Regions from separate parts of the Homo sapiens genome. Here region 1 is linked to region 2. Evidence: read pairs that join two places in POLR2A ChIA-PET (ENCODE). Cell type or tissue: K562. All regions are shown on one strand. Each heading gives the region's core, and the rest is flanking DNA. Links, peaks and the distances in the headings are about the cores only.

Evidence for each region. ChIA-PET counts read pairs that join two places held together with the same protein. Peaks named below come from ENCODE experiments on the same cell type or tissue, not always from the same donor. Only the 100,000 strongest peaks of a DNase experiment are listed, where the experiment ranks them.
Region 1: POLR2A ChIA-PET joins it to region 2 with 5 read pairs; 13 of 35 experiments call an interaction of 5 or more read pairs at or near these places.

Annotation. Positions count from the first base shown.
Region 1 is chr1:150,568,798-150,576,537 of GRCh38, reverse strand. It overlaps MCL1 (MCL1 apoptosis regulator, BCL2 family member), which reads left to right. Exons shown (of 3, transcript NM_021960.5): 3 at 1-1,980. It overlaps ADAMTSL4-AS1 (ADAMTSL4 antisense RNA 1), which reads left to right and starts at 1,986. Exons shown (of 4, transcript NR_104133.1): 1 at 1,986-2,414; 2 at 2,717-2,879. It also overlaps the pseudogene RN7SL600P. In K562, for the core only: no CTCF peak of the experiment used is centred there; no DNase peak of the experiment used is centred there; H3K4me3 peaks cover 1,172 bases.
Region 2 is chr1:150,811,975-150,816,495 of GRCh38, reverse strand. It overlaps ARNT (aryl hydrocarbon receptor nuclear translocator), which reads left to right. Exons shown (of 22, transcript NM_001668.4): 19 at 90-237; 20 at 2,257-2,419; 21 at 3,158-3,324; 22 at 4,386-4,521. The coding sequence ends at 4,475. It also overlaps the pseudogene RNU6-1309P. Among named protein-coding and RNA genes, the nearest start is that of CTSK, 6.0 kb to the right of the region's middle. In K562, for the core only: a CTCF peak has its summit at 3,199; a DNase peak (open chromatin) is centred at 3,215.

The DNA.
Region 1 (7,740 bases), core at 97-2,596, 240 kb after region 2:
GTTCAGTTCTAGAGTGTATACAGAACGAATTGATGTGTAACTGTATGCAGACTGGTTGTAGTGGAACAAATCTGATAACTATGCAGGTTTAAATTTTCTTATCTGATTTTGGTAAGTATTCCTTAGGTTTTTCTTTGAAAACCTGGGATTGAGAGGTTGATGAATGGAAATTCTTTCACTTCATTATATGCAAGTTTTCAATAATTAGGTCTAAGTGGAGTTTTAAGGTTACTGATGACTTACAAATAATGGGCTCTGATTGGGCAATACTCATTTGAGTTCCTTCCATTTGACCTAATTTAACTGGTGAAATTTAAAGTGAATTCATGGGCTCATCTTTAAAGCTTTTACTAAAAGATTTTCAGCTGAATGGAACTCATTAGCTGTGTGCATATAAAAAGATCACATCAGGTGGATGGAGAGACATTTGATCCCTTGTTTGCTTAATAAATTATAAAATGATGGCTTGGAAAAGCAGGCTAGTCTAACCATGGTGCTATTATTAGGCTTGCTTGTTACACACACAGGTCTAAGCCTAGTATGTCAATAAAGCAAATACTTACTGTTTTGTTTCTATTAATGATTCCCAAACCTTGTTGCAAGTTTTTGCATTGGCATCTTTGGATTTCAGTCTTGATGTTTGTTCTATCAGACTTAACCTTTTATTTCCTGTCCTTCCTTGAAATTGCTGATTGTTCTGCTCCCTCTACAGATATTTATATCAATTCCTACAGCTTTCCCCTGCCATCCCTGAACTCTTTCTAGCCCTTTTAGATTTTGGCACTGTGAAACCCCTGCTGGAAACCTGAGTGACCCTCCCTCCCCACCAAGAGTCCACAGACCTTTCATCTTTCACGAACTTGATCCTGTTAGCAGGTGGTAATACCATGGGTGCTGTGACACTAACAGTCATTGAGAGGTGGGAGGAAGTCCCTTTTCCTTGGACTGGTATCTTTTCAACTATTGTTTTATCCTGTCTTTGGGGGCAATGTGTCAAAAGTCCCCTCAGGAATTTTCAGAGGAAAGAACATTTTATGAGGCTTTCTCTAAAGTTTCCTTTGTATAGGAGTATGCTCACTTAAATTTACAGAAAGAGGTGAGCTGTGTTAAACCTCAGAGTTTAAAAGCTACTGATAAACTGAAGAAAGTGTCTATATTGGAACTAGGGTCATTTGAAAGCTTCAGTCTCGGAACATGACCTTTAGTCTGTGGACTCCATTTAAAAATAGGTATGAATAAGATGACTAAGAATGTAATGGGGAAGAACTGCCCTGCCTGCCCATCTCAGAGCCATAAGGTCATCTTTGCTAGAGCTATTTTTACCTATGTATTTATCGTTCTTGATCATAAGCCGCTTATTTATATCATGTATCTCTAAGGACCTAAAAGCACTTTATGTAGTTTTTAATTAATCTTAAGATCTGGTTACGGTAACTAAAAAAGCCTGTCTGCCAAATCCAGTGGAAACAAGTGCATAGATGTGAATTGGTTTTTAGGGGCCCCACTTCCCAATTCATTAGGTATGACTGTGGAAATACAGACAAGGATCTTAGTTGATATTTTGGGCTTGGGGCAGTGAGGGCTTAGGACACCCCAAGTGGTTTGGGAAAGGAGGAGGGGAGTGGTGGGTTTATAGGGGGAGGAGGAGGCAGGTGGTCTAAGTGCTGACTGGCTACGTAGTTCGGGCAAATCCTCCAAAAGGGAAAGGGAGGATTTGCTTAGAAGGATGGCGCTCCCAGTGACTACTTTTTGACTTCTGTTTGTCTTACGCTTCTCTCAGGGAAAAACATGCAGTCCTCTAGTGTTTCATGTACATTCTGTGGGGGGTGAACACCTTGGTTCTGGTTAAACAGCTGTACTTTTGATAGCTGTGCCAGGAAGGGTTAGGACCAACTACAAATTAATGTTGGTTGTCAAATGTAGTGTGTTTCCCTAACTTTCTGTTTTTCCTGAGAAAAAAAAATAAATCTTTTATTCAAATACAGGGTGTGATATGGGTCTTTTCTCATCGACGCCTCTTTTTCCTTCCCTCTCTTAGGCAAACCTTTTAGAGAAGTCAGCTGAGCAAATATGTACAGGTGAATTCAAAGCAAAAGCCTCACAAAGTTGATTTGCCTTAGAGCAAAGGACAGTTCCTTTCTTCAATTCTAATTAGAGGTGTTGGGTTTTTAATTAAATATATTACTGCTGTACTTAGAGGAGTTCTTAAACCTCCAAGTAAAATCAAAAACCTCTTTAAAATCAAAATTTCTGTCTTGATTTATTTATTTATTATTTTTTTTTTGAGATGGAGTTTTGCTCTTGTTGTCCAGGCTGGAGTGCAATGGCACGATCTCCGCTCACCGCAACCTCCGCCTCCCAGGTTCAAATGATTCTCCTGCCTCAGCCTCCTGAGTAGCTGGGAATACAGGCATGCGCCACCACACCCAGATAATTTTGTATTTTTAGTAGAGATGGGGTTTCTCCGTGTTGGTCAGGCTGGTCTTGAACTCCCGACCTCAGGTGATCTGCCCACCTCTGCCTCCCAGAGTGCCAGGATTACAGGCGTGAGCCATCGCACCCAGCCTCTGTCTTGATTTTTTTGAATCACCAGGTGTTGGTATGTTTTGTTTTGTTTTGTTTTGAGGCACAGTCTCACTCTTTTGCCCAGGCTAGAGTGCAGTGGGGCAATCTCGGCTCACTGCAACCTCAGCCTCCCGAGTAGCTGGGATTACAGGTGCCCGCCACCATGCCCGGCTAATTTTTCTATTTTTGGTAGAGACGGGGTTTTGCCGTGTTGGTCAGGCTGGTCTTGAAGTCCTGACCTCAGTGATCCACTCGCCTCAGCCGAAGTGCTGCGATTACAGACCTGAGCCACTGCGCCCAGCCTTGATCTTGAGGTAAGAGGGTACTGTACAGCAGTTACTCTATCATAACACCTAAATAATACCTAAAGTTAAAGAGTTTTGATGAAGTTCTTGGCAGCAGTGCTTTTCCCCTTCTGCTTTCCAAAAGGAGGTAAAAAGAAGCCAGTCAATTTCAAAAACCCCTATCCTGCTTTTATTTTCAGCTACCTTGAAAGTGAGCTGAATCACCATGGAAATGTGCAAATGTGAGGTTTGCATACTTGGTTTTAAGCCCTGAGCACCATATGCTAATCAGGCAATCAGGATTCTGTGCCTCCCTGCAGTCAGTTGCATTTCTATTTAAAAGTGCATTTTGGTTTGGAAGCCCCTTTCTGGAGCCTAACTACCAAAAGGCAGCAACTTTTTGTATCATTACAAAGAAAGCTGTGTAAGTGCACTCCCAAGCAAAGGTGTGGTAGGAGAGTAGCAGCCACAGAGGACCCAAGCCCAAGTCTTGGCCTGAGTTAAGTTAGTGCTATTGCTCCCATTGACGTGCTATGATGTGAAGCCGTTTCTGGTACAGTGTTCCTTTGCTCAGCACCTTAAAAGCTTGGATTTAATAGTAACTGGGTAACCTTAATCAGTAGTCAGAATTATCAACACTTTGCTTTATTTGACACAACCAGACTTTCTCAGTTCCTGTTCTGTATCTAGAGCAACGTCTTCATACTGTTTTTTCACAAAATTTTTATTTAAAACAGTTGTGACAGCCGAAGGATTTTTTTTTTTTTTTTTACAAAATTAAAATGAAATAACTTGTACAACTGGTGCGTACCATGGCTCCAGCCAGATGCCCAAAGCACTGGCTATTAATTCCTGGAGTTCAGATGGTCAGTTGAGTCTATCCTAGTTTTTTGCTTCACTTGTTCAATCATGGAACTTTCTAGAACGCTGCCACTCTTCAAAGGCTTCTCAATTTCAAATTTGAAAACTTAATTCTCTCCCTCTTAGTTTCAAAGTTGTTACAGTGTTATCTATGTGAAGTATGTGGAAAGTTGGGGGCTGGGGATTTTCCTCCAGGCAGATTAAGAAACAGCTCTCCGGGTCGGGCGCTGTGGCTCAGGCCTGTAATCCCAGCACTTTGGGAGGCTGAGGCAGGAGAATCGCTCGAACCCGGGAGGCGGAGGTTGCAGTGAGCTGAGATCATGCCATTGCACTCCGGGGCCTGGGCGACAGAGCCAGACGCTGTCTCAAAAAAAAAAAAAAAAAAAAGGCACGGTGACTCACACCTGTAATCCCAGCACTTTGGGAGGCCAAGGTGGAGGGATCATGAGGTCAGGAGTTTGAGGCCAGTCTGGCCAATACAGTGAAACCCCATCTCTACTAAAAATAAAAAAAATTAACTGGGCATGGTGGCGGGCGCCTGTAATCCCAGCTACTTGGGAGGCTGAGGCAGGAGAACCACGTGAACCTGGGAGGAACCCCGGAGGTGGAGGTTGCAGTGAGCCGAGATCGTGCCACTGCACTTAAGCCCAGGTGACAGTGTGAGACTCTGTCTCAAACAAAATAAATACCTCTCTAGTGAGGTGGCTCACGCCTGTAATCCCAGCACTTTGGGAGGCCAAGGCGGGCTGATCACTTGAGGACAGAAGTTTGAGACCAGCCTGGCCAACACGGTTAAACGCCACTACTGGTGGCGGGCACTAGTAGTCCCAGCTATTCAGGAGGCTGAGGCAGGAGAATTGCTTGAACCCAGGAGGTGGAGGTTGCAGTGAGCCAAGATCATGCCACTGCACTCCAGTCTGGGTGACAGAGCGAGACTTCCTCTCAAAAAAAAAAAAAAAAAGGCCAGGGGCGGTGGCTTATGCCTGTAATCCCAGCACTTTGGGAGCCCAAGGCGGGCAGATCACCCGAAGTCAGGAATTTGAGACCAGCTTGGCCAACATGGTGAAACCCCGTCTCTACTAAAAATACAAAAATTAGCTGGGTATGGGGTCACGCGCCTGTAGTCCCAGATTGCAGTGAGCCAAAATCACACCACTGCACTCCAGCCTGGCGACAGAGCGAGACTCCATCTCAAAAAAAAACACCTCCGAAAATTTGGTGTCCTTTACTAATAATTCTTGGGAAGTAGAAAAAGGATATACGTAGCAAGCTTTTGTTCCCACACTATACTTGGTTTCTAATTTGCAGTTCCCTTCTTGACCTGCATAGAATAATAGTTATTTTCCATTGGGAAATGAGAAATCTTCAACATTGAGGTAAGTTAGGATTTTTTTTTTTTTAAGAGGTGGGGTCTCACTCTATTGCCCAGGCTGCAGTGCAGTGGGACTATCACGGTTCACTGCAACCTTGAACTCCTGTGCTCAAGCAATACTCCCACCTCAACCTCCAAAGTAGCTGGTACTACAGGTACCTCACCATGCCTTGTGTTTTGTTTTGTTTTGTTCATAGAGATGGGGTCTTGCTATATTGCCCAGGCTTGTCTATTTAGCAGGAGCTCTAGGCAGCCAGATGTTGAGAGTGTCTTCATTTTTCCATTACATGACAGTAGACTGCTTATTATGTATCATGAACTGTTAGATAATGGAATTATAAAGAGATCATTCTTCCCCTTAAGAAACTCAAAAAAAGAGGCCGGGTGCGGTGGCTCACGCCTGTAATCCCAGCACTTTGGGAGGCCAAGGCGGGCGGATCACAATGTCAGGAGTTCAAGGCCCGCCTGGCCAATATGGTGAAGCTCCGTCTCTAGTAAAAATATAAAAATTAGCCAGGTGTGGTGGTGGACTCCTGTAGTCCCAGCTACTTGGGAGGCTGAGGCAGAAGAATTGCTTAAACCCGGGAGGCCGAGGTTGCAGTGAGCTGAGATTGGGCCCCTGCACTCCAGCCTGGGAGACAGAGCAAGACTCTGTCTCAAAAAAAAAGAAAAAAAAAAGAAACTCAAAAAAAGATTGGGGAATAGTTCAAAAGAAACATGACAACTAACTACACATGTCAAAAAGCTATAAAGGACATGGGGACATTTGCGGAAATTTATGGATTGTATGTTACTACTGTATCGATGTTAAATTTCTTGAGTATTATACCTTGTTTTTAGGAGATGCATGCTAAAGAATTTATGCATAACGAATCCCATAATGAGAATGCAAATGTGGCTAGATGTTAAAGTTTGTGATCTAGCTGGGTGCAGTGGCTCATGCCTGTAATCCCAGCACTTTGGGAGGCTAAGGCAGGCAGATTGCTTAAACCCAGGAGTTTGAGACCAGCCCAGGCAATATGGTGAAACTCCATCTCTATAAAACATAAAAAAAATTAGCTTGGCATAGTAGCACGTGCCTGTGGTCCCAGCCACTGGGGAGGCTGAGGTGGGAGAAACGCTTGAGCTTACGAAGTCGAGGTTGCAGTGAGCTGAAATTGTGCCACTGCACTCCAGCCCAGGCAACAGAGTGAGACCCTATCTTAACAAAAAAAGAAACACACACACACACAAAGTTTACAATCTAGTAAGAGTCATAGACATGGACAGAAATAATTAGAAGGCACTGTACAAAGCATTGTAGGGTTGGGAAAAAGCAGGGTGACAACTTCTAGACGTAGAGGGTGGTAAAGAAGGCTTCATAAGAAATGTGAGGTTGGACCTTAAAACATGAGTAACGAGGCTGGGCACGGTGGCTCATACCTGTAATCCCAGCACTTGGAGAGGCTGAGGTGGGTAGATCACCCGAGGTCACCAGTGTGGCCAACATGGTAAAACCCCATCTCTACTAAAAACACAAAAATTTGATGAGCGTGATGGTGCACACCTGTAATCCTAGCTTCTTGGGGGGCTGAGGCCGGAGAATCACTTGAGCCCGGGAGGTGGAGGCTGCAGTGATCCGAGATCATGCCACTGCACTCCAGCCTGGGCAACAGAACGAGACTCAAAAAAAAAGATGAGTAAGAAACACGTACCAAAGCATGGAATTGGGAAAGACCCTCTGGGTGTATGGAGATGGGAGAAGCAGGGATGGACTGTGTAGGTAATTTTCTTATTCCATCTTCCTTCCCTGCCTTCTTTCTCTGCTCGCCGCTCTTGGTCAGTGAATACTGTATGACTTCAGTTTTTCCCATCTCAGGCCTTATATAAAAATATTAGAGCCAGGCGTGGCGGCTCATGCCTGTAATCCCAGCACTTTGGGAGGCCGAGGCAAGCAGATCACCTGAGGTCAGGAGTTCGAGGATAGCCTGGCCAACATGGCGAAACCCCATCTCTACTAAAAATACAAAAAAATTAGCTGGGCGTGGTGGCTTATTCCTGTAGTCCCAGCTACTCGGGAGGCTGAGGCACCAGAATCACTTGAACCCGGGAGGCAGAGGCTGCAGTGAGTCATGATCACGCCACTGCACTCCAGCCTGGGTGACAGAGCGAGACTCCATCTCAAAAAAAAAAAAAAAAAAAATTTGGCCAGGCACAGTTGTACGTACCTATAGTCCCAGATATTCTGGAGGCTAAGGCAGAAGAATCACTTGAGCCCCGGAGTTCAGGGCTATAGTGTGCTACGTTGATCTGGTGTTCACGCTAAGTTCTGCATCAATATGGTGACTTCCTGGGAGTGGGGGACCATCAGGTTGCCCAAGTAGGGGTGAACCTGCCTAGGTTGGAAATAGAGCTGGTTAAAACTCCTGTGCTCCTCAGTAGTAGAATTGCACCTGTGAATAGCCACTGCTCTCCAGCATGGGCAACATAACAAGACCCTGCCTCTTAAGATAAAATTTGGAAAACACTGATAGGAAAAAAAGGCTCTTTGGTCTAAATAAGTCTGGACTGGGTATAAATGACACACAACTGGATGGACTGTGTTTAGGAAGTAGAAAAGACTCAATTGCTTCCTGTATCATGTTAAAGTGGTGACCCTAAACACACAATCTCAGGATC
Region 2 (4,521 bases), core at 1,732-4,231:
TCTAGGGATAGCACTAGATTGTCCTTTGATTCCTAGCTTCTGTGATAAATCTATCCTTTTAATCTTTTACCTCATTTATTCACTCCTAGGAATAGTGGCCTAGCCCCTCCTGTAACCATTGTCCAGCCATCAGCTTCTGCAGGACAGATGTTGGCCCAGATTTCCCGCCACTCCAACCCCACCCAAGGAGCAACCCCAACTTGGACCCCTACTACCCGCTCAGGCTTTTCTGCCCAGGTAAAACTTATCATCTGTGTGTTCCCTGTGTATTATTTTTTGTTTGTTTGGGCTTTTTTCCGTATGTAAAATCAGTGTTTTCTATTTTAAATACCTTCTCCCCAACCCCTGTTCTCCGGTTTCCAATTTCCATCTTTGTTGAGAGTAGCTAATTAAAAATCACAGATAATAAAAAAAAATCTCAGTAGAGTCTGTGGTTTTCACCTTAAATCAGAATTGCTCACTTGGAACGTTTTGAGCACGTCTGATTTTCAGATTTGTTTTGGAGTAAATTCTAAGATGTTTCCTCTTTGTTTAGGACTCCATAAGGCAGGAGCAAAGGAGAAAATTAATGACTAACTTACAGTGATGTCTGTTTACAAAAAAGTTGAAAAATTCTTTTTTTTTTTTTTTTTGAGACAGAGTCTTGCTCTGTCGCCCAGGCTAGAGTGCAGTGGTGCGATCTTGGCTCACTGCAAGCTCTGCCTCCCGGGTTCACGCCATTCTCCTGCCTCAGCCTTCCAAGTAGCTGGGACTTGTACAGGCGCCCGCCACTGCGCCTAATTTTTTTTTTTTGTATTTTTAGTAGAGATGGGGTTTCACCATGTTAGCCAGGATGGTCTCAACCTCCTGACCTTGTGATCCGCCCACCTCAGCCTCCCAAAGTGCTGGGATTACAGGCGTGAGCCACCGCGCCTGGCTGAAAAATTCTTTTTTTTTTTTTTTCTTGAGACAGACTGTCACTTTGTTGCCCAGGCTCTGGAGTGCAGTGGCGCGATCTCGGCTCACTGCAAGCTCCGCTTCCTGGGTTCATGCCATTCTCCTGCCTCAGCCTCCCGAGTAGCTGGGACTACAGGGTGCTCGCCACCACGCCTGGCTAATTTTTTGTATTTTTAGTAGAGACGGCATTTCACCGTGTTAGCCAAGATGGTCTTGATCTCTTGACCTCGTGATCCGCCCTCCTCGGCCTCCCAAAGTGCTGGGATTACAGGCATGAGCCACCGCATCCAGCCGAAAAATTCTTTTATAATATTCATATATATAATATAACGCACAATAAATACACTGTCTAAAGAAAGATTCTTTAATATTACTATATATTTATGTTATACAAGTAATAGTTTTAAAAAGTCAAAACCAAAAGCAGGTTCCAGAATGTTATATGCAATACGATCTCAATTGTGTACAAAATGCATGAGAAAATAGAAACTGGAAGAAATTATCCAAACATGTTAACCATGGAATTATGAATGATTCTTATTTTCTTTATATTTTCCTTCACTTTCTGAATATTCTATAATGCATATACAGAACTCTCATGAGAAAATAGTTTTTATAAAAAATACATCATTAGGAACAAATGAATGCAGAACAGACAGAATAATGGTGCAGAGTAGTTTTTCTCTGCATATGGTACTTTTTTTGTTGTTTGTTTTTTTGAGACAGAGTCTCGCTGTTGCCCAGGCTAGAGTGCAGTGGCGCGATCTTGGCTCACTGCAACCTCTGTCTCCCGGGTTCAAGTGATTCTCCTGCCTCAGCCTCCTGGGTTGCTGGGATTACAGGCACGTGCCACCATGCCCAGCTAATTTTTGTATTTTTAGTAGAGACGGGGATTTCACCATGTTGGCCCGGCTGGTCTGGAACTCCTCACCTCAGGTGGTCTGCCTGCCTTGGCCTCCCAAAGTGCTGGGATTATAGGCATGAGCCATGAGCCACCCCGCCTGGCCTGCATATAATACTTTACTGTTATGAATGCCTCTAGTTTTATATAACTTCACAGTTTATAAGATGCTTTCATTTAATTCTTACAATTTTTATTAATCCCATAGTTCATTGCTTTTTTGTAATTTTATCTCAGCTGCCTAAAAAATAGTGTCAAGAGAGATTGAGAGTTAATTGGAAGAAATATACAATAGGAAATAAGTGATGAGCTTGGTTCAGAAGGATGCAGTGATTGACAGTGTTGACTCTCATAGGCATGGTATGTGCAATGATGTTAATGCTGTATTTGTTCTATATCCCCTCTCCATCTCTCTTTAGCAGGTGGCTACCCAGGCTACTGCTAAGACTCGTACTTCCCAGTTTGGTGTGGGCAGCTTTCAGACTCCATCCTCCTTCAGCTCCATGTCCCTCCCTGGTGCCCCAACTGCATCGCCTGGTGCTGCTGCCTACCCTAGTCTCACCAATCGTGGATCTAACTTTGGTGAGTCCAGACCATAAGGAGAGTAACAGGAAAATCGCACCACTAAAGAGAAAGGATTTGGTAGTTAAAGTTGTTTGCCTGTGTTGTGGGTACACTGACCTGATTGTAGGGAAATGCAAGGTGACAATCTATTTAGAATTTAAAACCTACCAGCTGGGTGCGGTGGCTCACGCCTGTAATACCAGCACTTTGGGAGGCTGAGGCAGGCGGATCACTTGAGGTTGGGAGTTCAACCCCAGCCTGACCAACATGGAGAAACCCTGTCTCTACCGGGTGTGGTACCGCATGCCTGTAATTCCAGCTACTCGGGCGGCTGAGGCAGGAGAATCGCTTGAACCCAGGAGGCAGAGGTTGCGGTGAGCTGAGATCGCGCCTTTGCACTCCAGCCTGGGCAACAAGAGTGAAACTCCGTCTCAAAAAAATAAAAAATAAAAAAAAAAAACTACCCACATGAAAAATACTTTAGCACATATAACAAAAATCATGTGAATTTTTATACATTTAATAGTATGCACATTTAACCTAAATGAGTAAAGAACTCTATGGAAAGGCTGCCTGGAGAAGAAGAATTAATTTAGGGCTGAGTTTTGAGATAGAAAAGGCATTGATTGGCAGAGAGAAGGACAGAGTTATCCTAGGTAAAATTAATGGCTTACCTATAGTTGTTTACTTGTGGCATTAGTACACAATGGAATTGTGTAGATTGGAGTTGTTTATTCTTCCTTGCTGTATTTCTAGCTCCTGAGACTGGACAGACTGCAGGACAATTCCAGACACGGACAGCAGAGGGTGTGGGTGTCTGGCCACAGTGGCAGGGCCAGCAGCCTCATCATCGTTCAAGTTCTAGTGAGCAACATGTTCAACAACCGCCAGCACAGCAACCTGGCCAGCCTGAGGTCTTCCAGGTAAGAGAGTGAAAAGACTTTCAAAAATTAGAAGCTGGGAGAGAAAGGGTCCAGGAGGAGGAGAGACAGTGAAGGAAGCATGCCTGGATTGAGGTGTTTGGTTGGGGGTATATGTGAGAAGACAGAGAGGGATAAATGTAGGGATCACTGTCAGTTATTGAAAAGATTGCAGAAGCTAGATGCAGTGGTGCTTGTGTATATGATGTCAGCCCCTTAGAAGGCTGAAGCAGGGGATCACTTGAGGCCATGAGTTCAAAGCCAGGCTGAGCAACTAGCCTGATCCTGTCCCTGTCAAACAAACAAAAAAGGAGTATGAATTGAGTGTGATACATACCATTTAACCAGAACAGACAAATTTAGCACCATAGGAAGATGCCAAAGAAAGTTACTTTAGCTCATTCAAATAGCTCCATATACCCAAGTCACAGTAGCTTTGGGTTTAAAAGAGACAGAATGATTAAAAATAAAAAGTAGTGCTCGCTTCAGCAGCATATATACTAAAATTGGAATGAATATAGAGAAGATTAGCATGGCCCCTGCGTAAGGATGACACACAAATTCATGAAGTGTTCCATTTAAAAAATTATAAAAAGTAAATGAAATAGAACATAATGATTATAGCCATAATGGTCTATTTACACAAGTCCTGAGGGACTGCAAGAGTGAATGGAGTAATCTTAGGCAGGACAAAGGAAGAGCTGGTTTAAAGCAAAGATTGAAAGAAAGCAAAACAGGTCTTGGTGGAAAACAAATAGGATAAGAGACTCCATATATGTCTATAGGGGGTTATATGAAATACAGCAAGCAGATTTTTCTCCCTTTGAAAATATTGAGAACTAGGAAAAGGAAAAAGGTGGAACTGTAGGAGGAAGACAGAAGGGATTAGGAAAAAAGGCTGCGATCTAAAGGAGTCAAAGTTGTTGGAAGTAAGGAAGGCTAAGAGCTCAGCACAGCAAAGACTCGGGGTCAGGGATGGTAGTGCAGGGGAATGGTGGAGTAGAACTTGGTAAGTGTAAGAGATCAAGGTGTGTGACCCAAACTTAATCTTTTTCTTTTATCAGGAGATGCTGTCCATGCTGGGAGATCAGAGCAACAGCTACAACAATGAAGAATTCCCTGATCTAACTATGTTTCCCCCCTTTTCAGAATAGAACTATTGGGGTGAGGATAAGGGGTGGGGGAGAAAAAATCACTGTT